Linked DNA regions of Homo sapiens: all the other regions are linked to region 1. The links are chromatin contacts, found by Hi-C or POLR2A ChIA-PET in ENCODE. All regions are on one chromosome and are shown on one strand. Each heading gives the region's core, a stretch centred on a gene start or an enhancer-like site at or near the end of the contact. The rest is flanking DNA. Distances are from core to core; before and after follow the strand shown. Region 1 holds the start of PTTG1IP (PTTG1 interacting protein). Region 2 holds the start of LINC01694 (long intergenic non-protein coding RNA 1694). Region 3 holds the start of PFKL (phosphofructokinase, liver type).

Region 1 (5,089 bases), core at 1,153-3,652:
GCAGCTGAGTGGGACCCACCACCTCGGGGACCTGCACTGGCCACCACTGCGCCAGCCCTCACACAGCAGTCTGAGCTCCTTTTTGGGGTCGTCTTTCCTCCAGATGAAGCTCTTGGATTGAGTCTGACCCCATACACAAATAAAGTGGGGTCCAAAAGCCCTATCCAGGTTTAACTTCAAGAATCTTGCTCTAAAGATCTTCAATACACCATGGGTTCTTAATGTCTCTCCTCCATCAAAACACATAAAAAGATGCTTAAAAGTGTTGGATTTGGATTGGTATAATGTATTCTCTAAATTCACACAGTGTCCTTGTAAAGGAGACAAAACGTTTTAAACATCAGTACTGCGGTCACATTCCTGTAACCATGACAAGCAGTAAAAATCTCACACCAAGCAAGTACTCTGTGGGAAGAGGGGAGTTCTCCAGGCTATAAATAGCCCCTCTCTCCAAGGACAAGGGGCACGCAGACACCAAAGGCGCCTGGGCAGTGAATGCCAACATGACACGGCACCATTCTTCCTATTCCAAGGGGTCCCCAGTGAGAGAAACAACAGTCCACCCACCAGGACTTGGTGATTACCATAAGTGGAAGCAAGCAAGTGCAGCCTCCAAGTGCAGACACACCGAATGGCTTTTCAGCTGACACACCGAATGGCAGTTCCGGATTAATTCCCACACTGTCCACTCCACTCGTCCACACCCATCTCTGCACCCTTCAGCAGTGCAGAGCAGGAGGAATCACAGTCAAACAAAACCTCATGGTTGTTTTCCTGACACTCCCGCTTTCACAATGCAAGCAAACACACCCCCGAGCCACTGATACAGTTGCCAGTGAATCACACACTCTGCCTGCAGACGCCCATTCTGTTTGTGGAAACGTATTCACTGCACATTTGCGCTTAGAACTCAATCTGGGCCAAAAGTTCCCAGTACAGTCCCACTGGCCTCCTTGACTAACAAACTTCAAGGCAGCTGCATTGCTAACGTCACAAACCCTAAGCACACTTGGAGGCAGGTAAGAAGAAACACAAATAATCCTGCATCGGAATAAACATTCCATAAGGTCACAAAAAGAAAAGGTGCTCTACTATGCTAAACAGACACTGACAGAGCCTGGGCTAACAAGAGCTGAGAAAAGTATTAGCCCCTCAAGCTGGGCCCAGGTCAACCCTAATTGTAAGGGTCAGGAAACTGAAGTTAAGGTGGCACTATTCCCCACCACTAGTGGTCACCTGGAAACTCCACACACGGAAGCCAGCATGACATTGTGAAACAGGTCCAACCATGACACTCTCCAGCTTAGAACCTGCTGGATTTTCCCGCAGCCCACCAGGCCCTGGAGGCCCAGCCCCACAGGAAGCCACCCTCTATAAACACTGCCGGTTTCTGGAACTCTGAGTCTCCTGTCATGCACTTTCCTCCCCCAGCCCCCGCGCCCTCACTGCTTCTTTCTTGGTCAGCCTCCCGGGGACTCAGCTCCTCTTGGATAGGAGCTCTGGCTGTCGGTCACCACTGTGGCCGCAGGGCCTGGTGCAGACGGGATAAACGATGAAGAATGCCACCTGCGCGTCTGGACAGCGTAGAACCGCAATCAGCTTGCTTCAAAATCAGATGCTACAGCCTGGCTTTGGGGACGCCTTCCTTTCTAAGGCATAAGTGCGAGCGTTCGCTGCTGTGCGTGGAACTGCGGCCGGGAGGGAGTGGCGGCGTGAACGCCGGCGGCTGTAGAGACACACCGGCCGCGGCCCCATCACCCTGCAGGGGCCTGCGGCCGCCATCCCGGCCTGCCCCCGACCAGCTGTGCGACCTCGAACACGTCGTGAGCCGGCTTCCCGGCTCGGGATCGAACCCGAGGAGTGCTGTTTGGGGTCGCAGTGAGGCTAAGGGAGGCCGCAGGTGCCAAGCGTCCCGCCTGCCGGGCGAGGGCCAACCCGAGGCCACGCGCGAGGAGCGGCCGCAGCGACTGGACAAAACAAAGACAAAGACAAAGACGGCTCTTCCCCTGCCCGCGCCCCAGCCGCGACGGCAGCTCCCGCGGCCGCCAAACGGGCGTGACCCTCGAGGAGCCTCCGTCGGGGCGCTGCCTGCGACCGTGGGCCCAGGCCGCCCGCCGAGCCCAGCGCCCTGGCCGAAACCCCGACCCCGACCCCGACCTGGACCCACCAGCCGCCCCGCCCCCTTCGCGGCCCCGCCCGCCCCGGCGCCCTCACCAGCTCCGGGAGGCTCCTGCGCGGCGGCCACCGGGATGAGCAGCAGGAGCAGCGCGGCGCCACCGAGGCGCAACCTCCAGTACGGCGTCGGCCCGCGGGCCACTCCGGGCGCCATGGTCGGCCGGTCGCTCTATCAGTCAGTGGAGCGTTACAACTCCGACTCCAGCACAAGCGGTCTCCGCCCGGAACAGCCGCGGCGCCGGAAGTGGACCTGCGAGGTGGGGCCATGCGAGTGCGCAGCCTCAAAAAGCAGCTCGCCCCGCTCCCTCGCCATCTGCCCCGCCCCTCGCCAACGGGCTCGCCTCCCGGCGCGGCTGAGGTTCAGTGCGCCTGCGCGATAGAGGAAAGGAGCCTGGTAGCGAGGAGAGCGGCTGAGGCTCAGTGCGCCTGCGCGGCGCGGATGGGCGAGGCGTGACCGAGGGGCGAGGCGTGACCGAGGGGCGAGGCGTGACCGAGGGGCGAGGCGTGACCGAGGGGCGAGGCGTGACCGAGGGGCGAGGCGTGACCGAGGGGCTCGCCGCGGCTCCTGCGCCTGCGCGGCGGGGAACGGCGACCGGCTGAGGGGACTAGGGGAGCGCGGTGCTTCGGTGGCGGAGGTCACGGTGGCCTCCATCCTAAAGGGCTGCGGGCGTCCCGGACGGCGGTCCCAAGCGCTGCTCACGCTGCTCTTAAGTGAGCCCTGGACGAGGCGCGGTGGGCCCTCATAGTCCGCGCCGGCGCCCTCGCTCCACACCGCGGCGTCCGGCCCTGGGCTCCCGCCGATGTCCGCGTGGGACTTTTAGGGGATTTGTTTATTTTTGTACGTTAACCACACTAGAAACGGCCCCAGAATGGGCTGAAACGTGTGCTGCTGAAGCTGCCACCTAAACTCCCGAGAGAAGCGCCGTTTCTCCTCCATGGCTTCTCGCCGACGCCCTCGCTGCGGCCTTCCGGGCCCCTCGGTTGATAAAAGGACTAAATAGTGACGGACATTTTTAAGGCTACTTAAGAAATGGCAAAAATACATTTAGAGGTGTGAACCCGAACACACTGCGCGCTTTAAGCCCCGCGAGAGCCGGGGCCGCCCGCTTCTGTGCGCCCGTAGCTCCTTTCTCGGGTCCGGGATTCGCCGGTGCCGGGGACAGAAACCTCCTGCCTTCTTAGTTCATGACCCTTGTAGATGAACTTCCCTGTTTTCTGCACTGCTTAGACCAGAAGACGGGAAACCGTGACTGCCGCACCCTTCCCTGAAGCAGGCACTGCCCGTCGTCCATCAAACGCGAGGACTGCGCCCACCTCGTAGGAAGGACGCCGCGGTCCTGCTAAAAGCCTCCGCCTCTGCCTGCCCGAGGGCACCCTTCCCCTCCCCGCTTCCGAGGGCGGACTCCATTCCTCTGGAGCCGGTGTTTCCGGGTGGGCCAGCCTCCAACTGCCTTTGAATAACCCCCCCTTACATTAGATTCTGACCCTGTGGTGATTTTAGGTTGGGATTTGGGCGCCTGCAGATGGCTCCGAAGCCAGCCTCTTGTGATCCGAGCCACTTCTCTGGCACTCGGAGCGCTGGCACCCGCGGAGCGGCCTTGGTTCACCGGACCGCCTGGGAACCTGGCCGGGGTCTCTGGCAGCCTCCCAGGGCTGAGGTTCAGACTCTGTTCCGCCTACCCAGGTCCACACCTGATAGGGCTGGAGTTGAGGCTTGGTTTTAAGGCAAGAGTTTCGTTTGTTATTTCTCCAAAGAGTCAGCTGTTTGCAGGTGTGTGGTTAACACTATCCTTCGAGGTTAAGGTTTTGTTCGTCTTGCTAAAGTTTGCAACCTTTTTTGTCCTTCAGATTTGGAGAAGGGGAAAGCAGTTTCTCTTTGAAAAGAAGCAGCGAATCGTGGCTTAAGCAAAATTTGTAATCCTTAAAACTGGCCAGGCTCTGGAGCTGAGTTCAATTTGACATGTCTAAACTTTCTTCTTGAGTAACCAGATTTTCCCTTACAGTCTTTTGTCACTTAAGAGAACTCATAGGCAATCGTCCATCCAAAACAAGTCTTTCTCCTTCAGGGAGGACCCATCTTTGGAAACTCCAGCTGGTTTCCTGTGCAGTGCTTATGGTGCCACCTCTCGTTATATTTAGAAAAATGGTCTCACGTAACTTGAGAAAAAACATTTCAGTGACCAAAGCCGGGTACCATTGGAACACCAAGGTAATTTACTTGTTTGCTCAATTGGAAAACGCTGGCTCTAGGATAAAACGGAATCTTTGGGAGAGTTATTTTTTATGGTAGTTGGAAGCATCCAAAAGAAGTTCTAATAAAGGTATTTATGAGAGAAAAACAAAAATTATCTAAAATAATTTCTGAATTTAAAAAAGACTACTGAAATTTCTCCCCCTCCTCCCTCAGCTCCTTCTCTTTATCCTTTGTTGTCTGAATTACCTCGCCCAGACCCACCTTTCTTCCTCCTCCTCCTCCTGTTTTGGGGCCATTGCTCAAACAGCCAGTGTCTCTCATAGGGGACAACTATGTGCCCTAGTTCATGAGTTATGGTCAAAGGTAGAACTTAAAAGTATAATCAAGGAATTTCCTGATGCTCACCAGGACCCCACTGGTTTTCCCAGAGAATTTAAATACCCGAGTGTGTGACCCTGCCTCTACTTTGGGAAAAATAATTTTTTTTTTTTTGAGACGGAGTCTCGCTCTGTTGCGCAGGCTGGAGTGCAATGGCTCAATCTTGGCTCACTGCAACCTCCGCCTCCCAGGTTCAAGCGACTCCTCTGCCTCAGCCTCCCGAGCAGCTGAGACCACAGGCACGCACCACCACGCCCGGCTAATTTTTGTATTTTTAGTAGAAATGGGGTTTCACCATATTGGCCAGGTTGGTCTTGAACTCCTGACCTTGTGATCCACCTG
Region 2 (5,089 bases), core at 968-3,467, 720 kb after region 1:
AGGCACACACACACATACACAGGTACACACAACACTCCATATGGACACACACACAGAGATACATACTACACATAGACACACACCATGCACAAACCACACACACATGCAACACTCCACAGACATACACACAGATACACAGATACACCACGCCACATAGACACACCATCACACCACACACACAAAACACATCACATAGAGACACACACCACACACATACAAGATGCCACATAGATACACCACACACAAACCACACACACACACCTCATAGACACACAAACCATGCACACTATGCACAAACCACACACACGCATACATACCCACAACACACCACATACACACCATGCATACCACACCCACACTCCACATAGACACACAAACCACGCACACATACATACACACAACACACCATATGCACAAATCACGCACCAGCCACACACACAACAGGCCACATAGACACACACAACACGCACACCACACACACAAAACACTCCACATCGACACACAACTCACGCACAAACCACACACACACAACATGCCACATAGGCACACACACCACGCACACCACACACACACAAAACACTCCATGTCGACACACAAATCACACACAAACCACACACACAAAACACTCCACATAGACACACATACCATGCACACCACCCACACACAAAAAAACACACCACATAGACGTGTTAGGTAGTTAGACACACATCAGCAGCTGGGAGAGGGTAAAAAGGAGAACAGAGAAGCTGTCATTAAGCCCCTGGCCCACCTAAGTTCAGCCCCGAGCCCGCCCTAACTCCACCATGAGGGACGGAGTTTGAAGTGAAACCTGTGGCCAGCATGTCCTGTGGAAGGGGAAACCAGGGCACAGGTAGAAATCCCTAGAGCAGCATGTGCCCAGTGACCTAAAACTGTAATAACATTTACATGTGGCCCCCCCACACTGGGCTTTTCTTAATGAATTATGGGTAAAAATATGCACAGTTTAATTTTAGCTGTGTCACCATAAGCTGCCAAATGACATCAGCCTGTCACTCAGCCCAAACCTCAGCTACTTCTCACACCCCACAGAAGCACCTTGAGCTCTGTAACCAGGTGCTGATGTCACTTCTCAGAAATCAGCCTGCACACCCTCTGAGACAGTATTACTGGAAATTTCAATCAACCTTGTTTTAAGCTTACATTTTGGTGTTTGCAGTTCTTTGCTCACTGTCACAAGAACCCAGATTGCTGGTTCAGAGCTCTGGCTCTGTGGATCTTGTCGGTTAAAAAATCCATCCGAACACAGAATTCTCGGTAACACACACACAATACACCAGGTGGACATACAACACACACATGCACAAGGATGTTCACGATGACAGTGCTTGAAATAGAGGAAAACAATGCGTCCACATTTCCGTCAGTCAACCGTGGCCCGCCTATGGCCACCCGTCCATAGGGTCTGGATGAGGTCAAACGGGGGCCCCGTCAACAGCACAAGAAAATCATCAGCCAATTTTGCTTGGGAACAAGGGTGCAAAAATCTAAACTTACAGAAATCACTACACAAATCTGACAGTGATTTAAAGATAACACCCGGTGATCAGATAGGAGTGCAGGAGTGCAGAGCGGGCTGACAGGGAAACCTGCGCCTGTTGAGGCAGGAAAATTGGGTCTGGAGGCAGGGAGCATAAGGCAGTTCACACTTCAGCTACCACAGGAAATATCCTCTCCATAGGGCATGGGCCAAGTAAATGACTTTGTAACTTCACTTCATCCTCTCCAGTTACATAGGGTGTACCCCCAAGAAGCCCCATGGCGCCATCACTCCACGGCCCCATCACCCCACGGCCCCGTCGCCCCACGGCCTCGTCGCCCCACAGCCCCGTCGCCCCACGGTCCCATCACCCCATGGCCCCGTCATTTCAGCACTGGCGGCTGCTCTGCCCTGGGATGCGCCTGTCACGTGCAGTGATTTAAACATCAGTGAGGTGATTGATTCAAATACTGCGTACTCTTGCTAGTATTTTCCTTGCATGCTGATATGGTTTGGCTGTGTCCCCACCTAAATCCCAACTTGAATTGTATCTCCCAGAATTCCCACGTGTTGTGGGAGGGACCCAGGGGGAGGTAATTGAATCACGGGGACCGGTCTTTCCTGTGCTATTCTCGCCAGAGTGAATAAATCTCACGAGATCTGATGGGCCTATCAGGGGTTTCTGCTTTTGCTTCTTCCTCATTTTCTCTTGCTGCCGCCATGATTCTGAGGCCTCCCCAGCCATGTGGAACTGTAAGTCCAATTAAACCTTTTTTTCTTCCCAATCTCGGGTATGTCTTTGTCAGCGGCATGAAAAGGGACTAATACACATGCTTTATTGGTGACCAGGAGATGTTTTAAATTTTTCTATATGATTGTGGATTTCTCTTCTTCTTTCTTGGACTCTGCAACTTTGTTTTCTGTAGTTTGAGGCTGGCATCTTCCCGTGGGCTGGGCCCCATGCCACCAGCTGACCCTGGTCTGCTGAGCTCCTTGCCCGTGGTTCCTCTGCTTGGTGTTAATGCAGCCACCCCAGCTTTCCAGACCTCCCTTTCCATTTATCTTTCTGTGGCCTTACATTGAGGGTGTGTCTCCTGCAGGATCCAGTGTATCTTTATCTTTGAATTGAACTTTCTGGTTCTTTTGTTTTGATTCCATTATCTGCGTTTGAATTCTGGCATTATGAATTGTTTTCTGTTTTTCCTACTTGTTCCCTGTTCCTTCTTCTCCTCGTGGCTTCGATTATTTTTTATTCCATGTTTATCCTCTCTTAGCCTGCCAGTTATGAATTACTGTTCATTCAGTAGTTATCCATGTTAAAGTCCAGTGTAAATTCTTCCTGCTATCTCTTACCAGACCACCAAAGATTTACATCACCCCTTTATTCCATCCCACCCTTTGTTCTGTTGTTCTTATGTATTTTAACTCTACTTGCATGTCAAACTCTGGAAATCACTATTGTTATTATTTTCTTTTTCATTTTTTCGGGTCTTGCTCTGTCACCCAGGCTGGAGTGCAGTGGCACCGTCACAGGTCACTGCAGTCTCCAACTCCCAGGCTCTACCAATCCTCCCACCTCAGCCTCCCCAGTAGCCAGTACTACAGGCATACACAACCATGCAGTCTAATTTTTTAAAATTTTTGGTAGAGACAGCGTCTTGCTGTGTTGCCCAGGCTGGTCTCAAACTCCTGGGCTCAAGTGATCCTCCTGCCTCTGCCTCCTAAAGTGCTGAAATTGCAGGTGTGAGCCCCCGTGCCGGACACATTATCATTATTTTCTACCATGTATGCGTCTCTTTATTCACTTCCCTTTCCCGGGTCTGCGTTCCTTCCTTTATCCCCAAGCTCCCACCCCACCCTGGGGGGTCATTTCCTTTCCACCCTAAGAGCCCCTCATCATGGGTGCCGGTCTCTGGGTGGTCACTCCCCGGCCCGTCCGGGGTCACCTCCCTCCCACTCCCCTGCCTGCCTGGGGCCACCTCCCTCCACTCCACTGCTCATCCAGGGTCACCTTCCTCCACTCCCTTGCCTGCCTGGGGTCACCTCCCTCCCACTCCCCTGCCTGCCTGGGGTCACCTCCCTCCCACTCCCCTGCCTGCCTGGGGCCACCTCCCTCCACTCCTCTGCAGCTTCTCTGCATTGCTTCTTCTCCTTCACCTTTTTTGGTTGATTTTCATCTTGTACCCTTGGCATTTTTGGTTGAGTGACAGATGTTCATAGGACAGGTCTCAGGCCACCAGTGGTGCCGTCTCCAGGGAGCCGAGTGGCGCTCGCTCCTGTGGTCACCCAGGGAGGGAGGCCCTTGTGACCCAACTGCAGACTCTGGGAGGGTGGGGTCAGGCTGATTCCCCTTCAGGGTTCCCACCAACAGCTGAGGGGCTTCTCGGGGCCCCTTTGTTTCCTTTGGCCCCATGAGTGCTGAGAGCTGAGTCCGGCTCCCATGGCTCAGCTCAGCTTTTGCTTCCCCAGTTATTGGTCAGCCCGGATCCACGCCGCCCCAAGCATCAGCCCATCATCCTTACTTTCCCCGTCTTTCAGACCTTGGCCCCCAAAATTGTCACTGCTTTAGGAGTTCTTCATTGATTTCGAACAGACATTTTAAGATAGTTTTTTCTAGCTTGTGTTGTGTTTTTAATGGGAGAGTTGGTCAGCGTCTGCTGGAACAGAGCTACGCCTATGGAACCGTAGACTTGTTCGTGCTTTATTGTAAGTTTCAGTCGCTCCTGTGTGCATGTGTGCATGTGCCTGGTGTGTGTGTCTTTGCATGTGTGTGCTCACATCTACATGTGCGTCTGCACATGTGCATCTGTGCATGTGTCCGTCTGTCTGCATGTATCTGTGCATGTGTGTGCACATGTGCATGTGTGTGATCTGAGGCATCTTCCCATGACTGCTGCTTTCTGCTCCAGTTGCTCCTGGCTGAGCATCAGTGCAGCATCAGTGCACCCCCTCAGCACCTGGACACCACTCCAGAGACTTCTGAGCAGAGGCTGACAGCGCAGGGGGGCTTACTAGCTGCCTTTCATGCTGGCCGTGGTGGGTGAGCTGTCCAGCTCTCCTCTCCCAGATCTTCCAGGGGCCAGCAGGCTTCCACTAACCACAGGGCCTGGGGGCACTTCAGTCTACCAGGGCAGATGCTTGCCAGGCCCATGGGGACCAGCAGGCTCCCGCAGGCCCTCCCAAAGCCACATGCAGCAGTGCGGCTGGCAAGCCCCACTTGGGGGAGACCCTGCTGTTGCCGGCCAGGCCTGTGGGACAAGTACAGTCTGACATCTTTGCCGATGGCCTGGAGATGAGCACCCCCTGCTCTCTCCTCGATGTTGCAGCAGAACCCACGCGTAGAGAGGGTTGGGGCGAGCAGTCCAGGCAGACCCCCGGGATTTTCCTGCCGTATTGCACAAGCATTCATGCGTTCATTTAATCTTGCTTTTTTAGGCAATACTTTAAAGACACAAAGTCTCAACAACCATCTTCCGCTTGACGAGACAGATCATTCTAATTTGAGCAGAAGCTACTATGTCCTGCCCTTTGAACGCGGCGGCCCGGACAGCTGACAAGGACACACTGTGT
Region 3 (5,089 bases), core at 1,466-3,965, 570 kb before region 1:
AGGCAGAACTGCCATGAACTGCCATGGGGATGTGCCCTGGGCTTATAGGATGTGGTGAAGTACACAGGACAGGGTCCTCGGTCTGGCCTGTGCCATGGGGACCTTGGGCCTCAGTTTCCCCACCTTTGATGGAATACGGTGAAGTGCACAGGACAGGGTCCTCCCCAGACTGGCCTGTGCCATGGGGCCTCGGGCCTCAGTTTCCCCACCTTTGACTTAGAGGGAAGGTTGGATGGTGACTTCTTGTAACGATGGCCATGATTCTGTGGCTGCGGCGGGGGCGCACCTGGAGGTTCTCACCGTCACTCTGTCCCGCAGCACACCTTCGATGGCATCCTGCAGTGGGCCATCCAGAGCATGGCCCGTCCGGCGGCCCCCTTCCCCTCCTGACCCCAGATGGCCGGGACATGCAGCTCTGATGAGAGAGTGCTGAGAAGGACACCTCCTTCCTCAGTCCTGGAAGCCGGCCGGCTGGGATCAAGAAGGGGACAGCGCCACCTCTTGTCAGTGCTCGGCTGTAAACAGCTCTGTGTTTCTGGGGACACCAGCCATCATGTGCCTGGAAATTAAACCCTGCCCCACTTCTCTACTCTGGAAGTCCCCGGGAGCCTCTCCTTGCCTGGTGACCTACTAAAAATATAAAAATTAGCTGGGTGTGGTGGTGGGTGCCTGTAATCCCAGCTACATGGGAGCCTGAGGCATGAGAATCACTTGAACTCGGGAGGTGGAGGTTGCAGTGAGCTGAGATTGCGCCACTGCACTCCAGTCTGGTCGGCAAGAGTGAGACTCCGTCTCAAAAACAAAACAAAACAAAAAAACCACATAACATAAATTTATCATCTCGACCACTTTTCAGTTCAGTGGCATTCACATCTCATGTAACCATTGCCACCACCATCTGCAGAGCTGTTCCAGCTTCCTGAATGGAAACTCTGGCCCCATGAAACACTCACTCCCCATTCCCCTCCCAACCCCTGGCACCCTCCACTCTACTTTCTGTCTCTATGACTTCTCCAGGGACCTCATGGAAGTGGAATCACACAGTATCTGTCCTTTTGTGTCTGTCTTATTTTACTCAGCATGGTGGCCCCAAGGTTCATCCATGTTGTAGCATGTGCCGAAATCTGCTTCCTTTTTTAAGGCTGAGTAATATTCCAGCACATGGATGGACTGCATTGTGTTCATCTATGCTTTCCTCAGCAGACACCTGGGTGCTTCCACCTTTTGGCTGTTGTGAGTAATGCTGCTATGAATATGTGTGTGCAAATATCTGTGTGAGTCTTTGAGTAAAATCGCTGGATCACATGGTAATTATATTTTTAATTTTTTGAAGAACTGCCATCCTGTTTTCCACAGCAGCTACACCATTTCACATCCCCACCAACACTGCATGAGGGTTCCAGCCTCCCCATATCCTTGAAACAATTACTATTTTCTGCATTTTTCTTTCTTTTCTTTTCTTCTTTTTTTGAGACGGAGTTTCGCTCTTGCTGCCCAGGCTGCAGTGCAATGGCGCAGTCTCCACTCACTGCAACCTCTGCCTCCTGGCTTCAAGTGATTCTCCTGCCTCAGCCTCCTGCATAGCTGGGATTACAGGCGCACACCACCATGCCCGGCTAATTTTTGTATTTTTAGTAGAGACGGGGTTTCACCATGTTGGCTGGGCTGGTCTCGAACTCCTGACCTCAGACCTCAGGTGATCCACCCCCCCCCCCCCCCCCCACCCCACGGGCCTCCCAAAGTTCTGGGATTATGGGCGTGAGCCACTGCGCCCAGCCTGTGTTTTTCTTTTATAGTAGCCATCCTAATGGGTATGAGGTGGTACCTCATTGTGGCTAAACCATGTACGTTTAAGAATTTACACACACACACACACACACACACACACACACGTGATGAAGCTGTAAGAAAAGGGAGAGAATAATGACCCAAAATGTCAGCACAAGGATGCCTCAGGGGTAGACACAGGTGTCTTCTTAGCGCCTTTTAGCCCACGCATATGTGCTTGCGCAGTCTCTCGGTGTGTTTTCTAACATTTCACAATTAAATAAGGAGTAGTTGATATTCACAGCCACCATTTCCACCGTATATGTAGAGAAAAATGCTCAAATCCTAGCGATCAGCCCGCTGAGCTTTCACAAACCGAACACACCGTGCGGTCACGAGGCGGCTCTCCCGAACACCGGCTCTGCACCCCCAGGGCCCGGGGAACCAAGACTTCCCCAAGGGCCCAGCAAAAGTGAGGGAGGAGGGGAGGAAAGGAGGGAGAGGGAGGGAGGAGTGCTGGCTGCTTTCCGCCAGCGCCTCGTTTGGGTTTCGCTCTGCTGAGGCCTGAAGGCGCCCTGAGGGCCCCTGGGGGGCAGGGAGGGGCGGTGGCTGCGGCCGACAGCAAGGAACCTCCGGAGAAGCGAAGCCGGGCCAGACGTGCCACCGGGGCCTCGGCGCTGGCGAAGGGGCGCGTGCGGCCGCACTGGGGCCAGCCCCGCCCTGGTCCCCGGCCACATCCTCGAGACCACCGGGGTGGAGGGGGGGGTCTCACTGCTCAGGGCCCGCGTGACATTGCACAGGTTTAGAAACGCACAGCGGGAAGGTGGCCCCGGCGGGCCGAGGGCGCAGGATCCCTGCTCCGTCCAGGGTCCGTCCTGCGAGGAGGCGCCGGGGGCGGGCCCGGGGCGGGGCGGGCGGAAGGCGCGCGCGGGGCGGGGCGGGGACGGCGACGCGGCGCAGGCGGCGGGAGTGCGAGCTGGGCCCGTGTTTCGGCCGCCGCCATGGCCGCGGTGGACCTGGAGAAGCTGCGGGCGTCGGGCGCGGGCAAGGCCATCGGCGTCCTGACCAGCGGCGGCGACGCGCAAGGTGGGCGGGGGTCCCGGCCGCGTCGCGGCGCAGGGGGTGGAGGGCGCCTCCGCCCTGGCCTCTCCGGAGCGCCCGCCGAGCCCCGGGACCCGGGTCTCGGGCCGGCCCGGCCTCCCGCCCCGGCCTCCCGCCCCGGCCTCCTGCCCCGGGTCTGTCCCCCGCTCTTCCCCGGCGCGGTCTCCGGCCTACGTGCGGCCGGCCACGTTCTCGGCCTCCGCCTGGGTCTTGGCGCCGCCCGCGCCCTGCCCCGGGGGTGTGTCCGACTCTGGGCCGCGGGGCAGGACCTCCCGAGGAGTCCCCGAGGCCACGCGAGCGGAGGGCGCCGGTCCCGCCACCCCCAGAGCCTGGCCCTTCCTGGTTCTGAAGCGACCCGGGGACCCGGTGCCTCCCGAGGGCCGGCGCCAGGCTGCGGGCTTCCGGGACCTCCTCCCGGCTGGGCGGGGGCGGACTCACTCCCGGACCGCGCCTCCTCCTCGGGGCCCTCGCGGCCGCCTTCCTTGTGGGTCTAGCTGGGGAAGAGGGCGGTGGGGAGATGGGCTGCCCGGGGCATTGAGCAAAGCCCAGTTGTCACCCTTTTCGCAGGGGTACTGGGGAGGCCTCAGGTGGTGGGGACTGGGACTTGGCAGAGCTGGGTGGGGGTCCGGCCTGAGGGCGTGGTGTCCTCGCACGCTCCCTCCCGGAGGCCTGGTCCTGCCCACTGCCGGCCTCCAGTGTCTCTGGCCTGACATGTCCAGTGTGGCACCTGTGGCACAGGACGCCACCTACCCTACCCCTCAGGAGGAGAGAGGAGAGGATTTAGGAGACCAGAAGTGAGGTGCTGGGTTGGGAAGGGGCCCAGCCAGCACCCCAAGGCTGTGCAGCGGGGTCTGGTCTGTCTTTTAGAGTTCAGAAAATGGTTGAGAAAATGCGGACACACACCCCCACCCAGCTTCAGGCACCTGACCCTCCTTTTCCCTATCTGGAAGCCAGGAAGAGGCGAGAAGGAAGCCGGCCTTGAGTGGGACCAAGCCAGGGAGGCAGGAGTGGCTCGTGGGTGTCACTGTCTGAACCCCGGCCTGCAGAGGGGGCTCCTTCAGACCTGGCTGAGCCAGGCCTGTGGTGGCTGCCCACCCGCCCTTTTCACAGCTGTGGCAAGAGCGGGAGCTGCTGCTTGTTGCCGGCTACTGGCAGTGTCCTGGAGCCAGTGTGGCTCCACAAGTCCTGTCCTGTGTGGCTCTGGGTCACGCCTTTCCTGTGGGCCAGGGGTCCGTGTTGTCGAGAGGGGAGGGCGTTGTTCAAGGATGTCTTTTTGCACAATAACCTGTGCAAAGGTAGCTAGAAGACTTGAAGCAGGCCGGGTGCGGTGGCTCACACCTGTAATTCCAGCACTTTGGGTGGCCTGGTGGGTTGTGGGCCCAGGTGGGAGAGGAGGCCCGTGGCCTTGGAGGGTGAACTCGGGAAGCTCCATCCCATGAGATTAGACAAGAAAGGCCCCGAGTCTGGAGGGCAGACAGGTTGCTGTGGGGCCAGCCCGCCTGCCCACCAGGGAGGCGCTTTCTTGGTGAGGCTGGTGAAGCCCCAAAGCCCACCTGTGGTTCCCTGAAACACAGAGGGTCCCCAACCAGCTTCCTTGTTTGCAAAGTGGGAGCATCAGCAGTGGAGGGTTGGGAAAGTTGAGAGCCTGGGGTGGCACGTGCCCCCCCCACCCCCTGCCACCCCATGCACAGACTAAACAGAGAAGGGGGGCTCGCTGGAGGTTGCTGAAGGGCCAGCCTGGCAGGTGGTTCTTGGGCCAGCGGGGAGGGGCACCCAGGGTGACAGGCGGTTCTGGATGCTGGTGGAGGATCTGGAGATGGGATGCCCCTCCTGGCCCTGTGGACAGGCCGGCTGGGTGGGCCTCCCATCTCTGTCTGAGCTGGGGGTTCCAACTGCTCAGCCTGGCCCCAGTGCCTGATATGGAGTGGGCAGCGCTTCCTGGCTGCAGCTGGGAGGGTGCCCACAGTGCACCTGCTGGCCGATCATGGCATCCCAGTTGGGCCTGTGCCTTCCTCTGCAAATGTCCTCCCTTCCCAAGCCCCGTGCAGCTGCAGCGTCTCTGTATGTGAGCTCCCATGCGTGGACAGGGAACAGGTGGTTTTCTGCAAGGGAGGAGGACTCCACACACTTCCCCAGTTCAGGGCTGGGGCTGATTCATGGAGGATGATCTGGGGCGAGTAGGATGGGAGGAACTGACATTCTGGGCAGAACCAGAGTCCTG

The links. Hi-C counts contacts between places; a loop is a spot of excess contacts on that map. ChIA-PET counts read pairs that join two places held with the same protein, here RNA polymerase II (POLR2A). Pooled maps may share reads with other maps.
Region 2: a map of naive thymus-derived CD4-positive, alpha-beta T cell shows a loop between it and region 1 (9-fold over the local background). The contact joins the promoter of LINC01694 here to the promoter of PTTG1IP in region 1. A Hi-C loop is called at or near these places in 1 of 168 maps with a recorded cell type or tissue (naive thymus-derived CD4-positive, alpha-beta T cell), 2 of 37 single-sample maps with no recorded cell type and 8 of 50 pooled maps.
Region 3: a pooled map shows a loop between it and region 1 (5-fold over the local background). The contact joins the promoter of PFKL here to the promoter of PTTG1IP in region 1. A Hi-C loop is called at or near these places in 1 of 37 single-sample maps with no recorded cell type and 8 of 50 pooled maps. POLR2A ChIA-PET finds 5 or more read pairs at or near these places in 1 of 52 experiments (naive thymus-derived CD8-positive, alpha-beta T cell).

The regions. Positions count from the first base shown.
Region 1 is chr21:44,871,288-44,876,376 of GRCh38, forward strand. It overlaps PTTG1IP (PTTG1 interacting protein), which reads right to left and starts at 2,403. Exons shown (of 6, transcript NM_004339.4): 1 at 2,215-2,403. The coding sequence starts at 2,329. RefSeq lists enhancers at 1,524-2,024, 2,025-2,525, 2,683-3,360 and a silencer at 2,117-2,766.
Region 2 is chr21:45,591,437-45,596,525 of GRCh38, forward strand. It overlaps LINC01694 (long intergenic non-protein coding RNA 1694), which reads left to right and starts at 2,218. Exons shown (of 2, transcript NR_146912.1): 1 at 2,218-2,272; 2 at 4,955-5,089. The region is part of intron 1 of LOC107985485 (a long non-coding RNA gene); the gene reads right to left. RefSeq lists an enhancer at 4,273-4,774.
Region 3 is chr21:44,297,338-44,302,426 of GRCh38, forward strand. It overlaps PFKL (phosphofructokinase, liver type), which reads left to right and starts at 2,716. Exons shown (of 22, transcript NM_002626.6): 1 at 2,716-2,853. The coding sequence starts at 2,769. AIRE (autoimmune regulator) reads left to right here. Exons shown (of 14, transcript NM_000383.4): 14 at 319-1,311. The coding sequence ends at 390. RefSeq lists enhancers at 242-301, 672-731, 1,062-1,171, 4,742-4,881 and silencers at 2,269-2,938, 2,959-3,408.